Linked DNA regions of Homo sapiens: region 1 is linked to region 2. A link is an interaction called in ENCODE POLR2A ChIA-PET data of the cell type or tissue named here. Cell type or tissue: OCI-LY7. All regions are shown on one strand. Each heading gives the region's core, and the rest is flanking DNA. Links, peaks and the distances in the headings are about the cores only.

Region 1 (2,899 bases), core at 196-2,695, 69 kb before region 2:
CTCTCAGGCCTCATTATCTCATCTCTCAGAATATTGTAACTGGTCTCCCTTTCTTCAGTTTCCTTATTCCAGGCTTTCTTCCACATTGCTACCAGAATTACCTTAATAAGAGATAAAACTGTTCATGTCACTTTCTTGCTTAAAAACTACCACTGGCAGCCAGGTGCGGTGGCTCACACCTGTAATCCCGGCACTTTGGGAGGCTGAGGTGGGAGGACTGCTTGAGTCCAGGAGTTCAAGACCAGCCTGGGCAACATAGTGAGACTTTGCCTCTACAAATAATAAAAAAATTAGCTGGGCATGGTGGCACATGCCTGTGGTCCCAGCTACTTGGGAGGCCAAGGCAGGAGGATCACTTGAGCCCAGGTAGTCAAGACTGCAGTGAGTTGTGATTGCACCACTGCACTCCAGCCTGGGCAGCAGAGCAAGACCCCGTCTAACAAGGAAAAATTACCACTGGCTTCTCAGTCCAGACTTTCTAGACTGCTACTGTAACTCCTCAGTGGGTTCATCTTACCTGCTGCCGAGATAGAGACGATTTATCAAGATGGGAGAATTGCAATAAAGAGTTTAATACACATAGAGGCAGCTAAACGGGAAACCAGAATTTTATTATTACTCAAATCAGCCTCCCCCAGAATTCTGAGGCTAGGGTTTTTCAAGGATGGTTTGGTGGGCAGGGGTCTAGGGAATGAGTGCTGCTGATTGGTTGGGGATGCAATCATAGGGGTGTGGAAACCAGTCCTCTGCTGAGCCCAGTTTTGGATGGGGGCCACAGAGGGGTCACTGGTCCCAGTGGAGTCATCCAGTCATCAGAAATGCAAAAGTCAGAAAAGACATCTTAAAAAGCCAATCTTAGGTTCAACAATAGTGATGTTACTTACAGGAGTAACTGGGGAAGTTGCAAATCTTGTGACCTTTGGAAAAATGATTGGTAATCATGAGAATTCAGGCCCCTCTTGTAATCCTAAATTTGTACGCTTTTATTAGTTTTATAAAGGCAGTTTCATTTTGAGAAGGGCTATTATCATTTAAACTATAAACTGTAATAAATTTCTGGCTAGGCATGGTGGCTCACACCTGTAATCCTAGCATGTTGAGAGGCCGGAGCAAGCGGATCACCTGAGGTCAGGAGTTCAAGACTCCTGACCTCAGGATGGTCAACATGACGAGACACCATCTCTACTCAAAATACAAAAATTAGCCAGGCATGGTGGCCGGCGCCTGTAATCCCAGCTACTTGGGTGGCTGAGGCAGGAGAATCACTTGAACTGGGAGGTGGAGGTTGCGATAAGCCAAGATCGCACCGCTACACTCCAGCCTGGGCCACAGAGCGAGACTCCATCTCAAAAAAAAAAAAAAAAAAAGAAAAAGAAAAAAAAGTCAGGCACAGTGGCTCATGCCTGTAATCCCAGCACTTTAAGAGGCTGCAGCAGGCGGATCACTTGAGGCCAGGAGTTTGAGACCAGCTTGGCCAACATGGCAAAACCCCATCCCTACCAAAAAATACAAAAACAGCCAGGCATTGTGGCATGTGCCTGTAGTCCCAGCTACTTGGGAGGCTGGAGCACAAGAATCACTTGAACCCAGGAGGCAGAGGTTGCAGTGAGCTGAGATCATGCCACTGCACTCCAGCCTGGGCGATAGAGCAAGACTGTCTCAAAAAAAAAAAAAAAATTAGCCAGGCATGTGGCTCTCACACCTGTAATCCCAGCTTTCCAGCCACTCAGGAGGCTGAGGTGGGAGAATCACTTGAACCTGGGAGGCAAAGGTTGCAGTGAGCTGAGATCGCACCACTGTACTCCAGCCTGGGCAACAGACAGAGTGAGACCCTGTCTCAGAAAAAAAAAAAAAAAAGTTTTCTCCCAAAGTTAGCTCAGCCTATGTCCAGGAATGAGCAAGAGCAATTTGGAGGTTAACAGCAAGATGGAGTTGATTAGGTCAGATTTCTTTCACTGTCATAATTTTGTCACTGTTATTTTTGCAAAGGTGGTTTCACCACAAAAAGCTTTCGTGATCTGGCCCCCTTGCCTACCTGATTAGCTTAACCTTCTGCTTTTCCTCTTAAACTCATACAGGCTACTGTCCATTGGATTATGAATTCCTTGAAGTCAGAAATGATGTATTTCCAAGGCCTAGCACAGTAACTCGCATATGCTTGGTAAATGCTACATAAATTAATTAGCAATATAAAATTCTAATAAGGTCACAGTGTGAGAGAACACTGAAAAACATGTGCTAGTTTCTCATCTCTCTGCTTTCCATTGCTAAGTATAAATAAAAACATAAATAAAAAACACACACTGAACTAAAGATCAGGTCCCTTCTTCCCCTAGTACAGATTCCTGATCACTTAGACCCAACATCCTGTCTCAGTACCCACCAGGAAGCACTCTGCTTCTCCGAACTGCCAAGTCAATGCCACATTTGATCTCTGACAGTCCCAAGGTGCCATGACAGGAAAGGATTTGGCTTTTCCTTGTATGCACAGAGCTTTTGATCCGGGTATGTTCCAGACAGTCAGGTTTCTCATATTTGGCCATTCTTTCTTTCTAGGTCAATAACTTCTATCCGGAGTGAACTGATTCCATATTTAGTGAGAAAACAGTTTTCCTCAGCTTCCTCACAACAGGGACAAGAAGAAAAAGAGGAGGATCTAAAGAAAAAGGAGCTGAAGTCCTTAGGTCAGTTCTTGGGTTGGTTCAGTAAGAGGGGCAAGGGTAGCAGCACCTTTGGAAAGAGTGGTTGGGCAGCTTAGCCCAGCCCAAGATGCCTGACTCAAGGCAGCAGACTATTTCTAGCCTACGAGGCAAGACAGGCTTGCCAACCCACTGAGCTCTGGGTAAGCTTGCTCAGGCAGATTCTGCCACTGTGCTCTCGGCAACAGGCTAATCATGCC
Region 2 (2,899 bases), core at 223-2,722:
ATGTATAGTGAATGAAGGAGGTAGCAGAGGGGTCTGCAGTAACTGAGTAAGGTATGGAGCTAGAGGACTAATACCTCCAGGATAAATGAATTTATACAAAGATTGTATTTGAGAGAAGAGGTGAGGAACCACTCACTAGTAGTTTTGAGTGCCCTGAAAGTGAAATAGATTGAATTTTGTCCTGGAGGTCAATGGGATGTTCCAGGACTTAAGCCCCATAGGACTGACAATCAAAAACAGGTCTGGCTGCACTGTGGGAAATGGATTGAGGGGGCGCTGGAGTGAAGGCAGGAAGGCTGTGAGACGTGTCAGACAGGACAGGTTGAACCTGGGGCTGAGAGAACTGAACCAACTGGAAAGGTCTCTTAAGGTCTCTTACAAGGTAAAAAGAGACCTAAGGCAGGTGTGAAGAGCGATAAGGCAAGGATGAGATCCAGGTTTCTGGCGTGGGTGTCCACGGAAATGAGAAACACGATGGGGGCAGAGCTGGGGAAAAGCTGGGGAGATCAATTTCTCGCCGAGCCTGTGGTGTCTGAGGGGCATTCAGGGAGCGATCTCCAGGGGGGCAGGTCTGGAATGAAAGAAGGAGCTGAGGCCGGGCATGGTGGCGCACACCTGTAATCCCAGCACTTTGGGAGGCCGAGGCTGGCGGATCACATGAAGTCAGGAGTTCGAGACCAACCTGGCCAACATGGTGAAACCCCCGTCTCTACTAAAAATACAACAATTAGCCGGGCGTTGTGGTGCATGTCTGTAATCCCAGCTACTCAGGAGGCTGAGGCACGAGAATCGCTTGAACCCGGGAGGCGGAGTTTGAAGTGAGCCGAAATCGCACCACTACACTCCAGCCTCGACGACAGAGCAAGACTCTGTCTCAAAAAAAAAAAAAAAAAGGCCGAGGCGGGCGGATCACAAGGTCAGGAGATCGAGACCATCCTGGCTAATACGGTGAAACTCCGTCTCTACTAAAAATTCAAAAAAATTAGCCGGGCGTGGTGATGGGCGCCTGTAGTACCAGCTACTCCGGAGGCTGAGGCAGGAGAACGGCGTGAACCCGGGAGGCGGAGCTTGCAGTGAGCCGAGATGGCACCACTGCCCTCCGGCCTGGGCGAGAGTGCGAGACTCCGTCTCAAAAAAAAGAGAGAGGAGAGAAAGAAAGAAAGAAAGAAAGAGATAGAGAAAGAGAAAGAAAGAAGGAAGGAAGGAAGGAAGGAAGGAAAGAGAAAGAAAGAAAAAGAAAGAAAGAAAGAAAGAAAGAAAGAAAGAAAGAAAGAAAGAAAGAAAGAAAGAAAGAAAGAGAAAGAAAAAGAAAAGAAAGAGGGAGCTGAGCTGAACAGATAGATATGTGGGAGTCATCAGAATAGACTAGTAGACGACAATGCCCAGGGGCAGGGCGTAGAGTCAGGGTGTGGAACGAAGGAAATCCTCGTTTTCGAGTTTCACCCCCTCAGGGAGGCCCAGCCCAAGCCCTGCCCGGCCCGACCCCACCTCGCCCACACGGGCTTGATCCCGCACAAGGGGCTGCGCGTGGCAGACAACGGTTCTTCCGGCGCCCGGCTCACTGGGCACGCTGGGAACGGAAGCCCGCTCCGAACGCCGAGCACTTCGGGAGCTGTAGTTTGGGGCAGGCTCAGCTGGGCGGGTCGAGGGCTCCCTGCGAGTCCCGGCGTTGGATCATTTGAAGGACAGGTCCAGAAAGCGGTGATGCTCCCGGGGCAGGGTGCCTCTCCGGCGGCGACACGGGGCGCCCCGGGCCTCATCCCCTCTCCGCAGGGCATGGCATTTCCACGCCTCCACAATCTGCTCCACCTGCAGAGCAAGGCCAGTTAGTGCGCAGTCCCGCGGTGGCCCCTCGCCCCGAGGACCGTGGGCCGGGCTGCTCCTGCCCCCTCCCAGCGCCCTGTACCCCCTGCTGAGTGGAGCTGGGCCGGTTCCCCGCGTCCCCACCGGGATGAGTGGTTCCTGCCGGTTCTGCTCTTCCAGGGCGCTCAGCTCCGCCGGGGCCAGCAAGGCTAGTCTCAGCTCTTTCACCACCGGGGCCGCCACCTCAGCCACCGGCCGCTCCAGCACCGCCTGCAAACGCCAGCCCTGAGTCGGGCACCTGTCCTGCCGCCCGCTCACCAGTCTCGTGGCCAGCACCTCCTTCCGTGCCCTTGCGCTCCCCCAGCCCCACTCACCGCGCCCACGCGCGCCCAGCTTCGGGCCGCGCGGACCAGTTCAGCCTCGTCCACGCAGAGCTTGTCGCTGCGGAGCAGGGGCAGCAGCGCGGCCGCCGACAGCTCCAGGAAGCCTCGGGTCCGGAGGGCCTCCTGCGAGCCGGCAAATGGGTCAGGGAGGAGCAGAATGCGGTGCGTAGGGTGAGGAGTATGAAGGGAGCAGTACCTGGCTGTGGGCCTCTATGAAAGCCACGCAGCGCTCCTGCAGCTGCCCCAGGCCAAAGGTTACGGCCACCTGCGAGCAGAATGAGGGAGATCAGGTTGGAGACTGGAGAGGCCGTAGCCCAGCCTGCTCACTGGGACCCACCACTGCAAGCCTGACCCTAGCCCTAGCTGGGGAGGCTGACAGGGCCCTCAGCCCTCCAGGAAACTAGACCCAATGAAAGCCTGCTACACACACACACACACACACACACACACACACACACACACACACACACACACGTGGACTCACTCTACAACCTGCTCTTCCCTACAGGAGACCACGCCATGGCCTTCAAACCCCACCTGGGACCTAGGCTTGATTTTTTTTGAGGCAGAGTCTCACTCTGTTGCCCAGGCTGGAGTGTGCAGTGGCGCAATCTCGGCTCACTGCAACCTCTGCCTCCCGGGTTCAAGCGATTCTCCTGCCTCAGCCTCCAGAGTAGCTGGGAGCATGCCACCACACCAGGCTAATTTTCTGT

The links. ChIA-PET counts read pairs that join two places held together with the same protein. Peaks named below come from ENCODE experiments on the same cell type or tissue, not always from the same donor. Only the 100,000 strongest peaks of a DNase experiment are listed, where the experiment ranks them.
Region 1: POLR2A ChIA-PET joins it to region 2 with 18 read pairs; 5 of 35 experiments call an interaction of 5 or more read pairs at or near these places.

What each region holds. Positions count from the first base shown.
Region 1 is chr1:44,881,397-44,884,295 of GRCh38, reverse strand. It overlaps EIF2B3 (eukaryotic translation initiation factor 2B subunit gamma), which reads left to right. Exons shown (of 12, transcript NM_020365.5): 7 at 2,557-2,684. Among named protein-coding and RNA genes, the nearest start is that of PTCH2, 40 kb to the right of the region's middle. In OCI-LY7, for the core only: no CTCF peak of the experiment used is centred there; no DNase peak of the experiment used is centred there.
Region 2 is chr1:44,812,548-44,815,446 of GRCh38, reverse strand. BTBD19 (BTB domain containing 19) reads right to left here. Exons shown (of 8, transcript NM_001136537.3): 5 at 2,383-2,451; 6 at 2,178-2,309; 7 at 1,948-2,073; 8 at 1-1,809. The coding sequence ends at 1,675. Among named protein-coding and RNA genes, the nearest start is that of BTBD19, 5.5 kb to the right of the region's middle. RefSeq lists a silencer at 1,459-1,528. In OCI-LY7, for the core only: no CTCF peak of the experiment used is centred there; a DNase peak (open chromatin) is centred at 1,576; H3K4me3 peaks cover 978 bases; H3K27ac peaks cover 455 bases.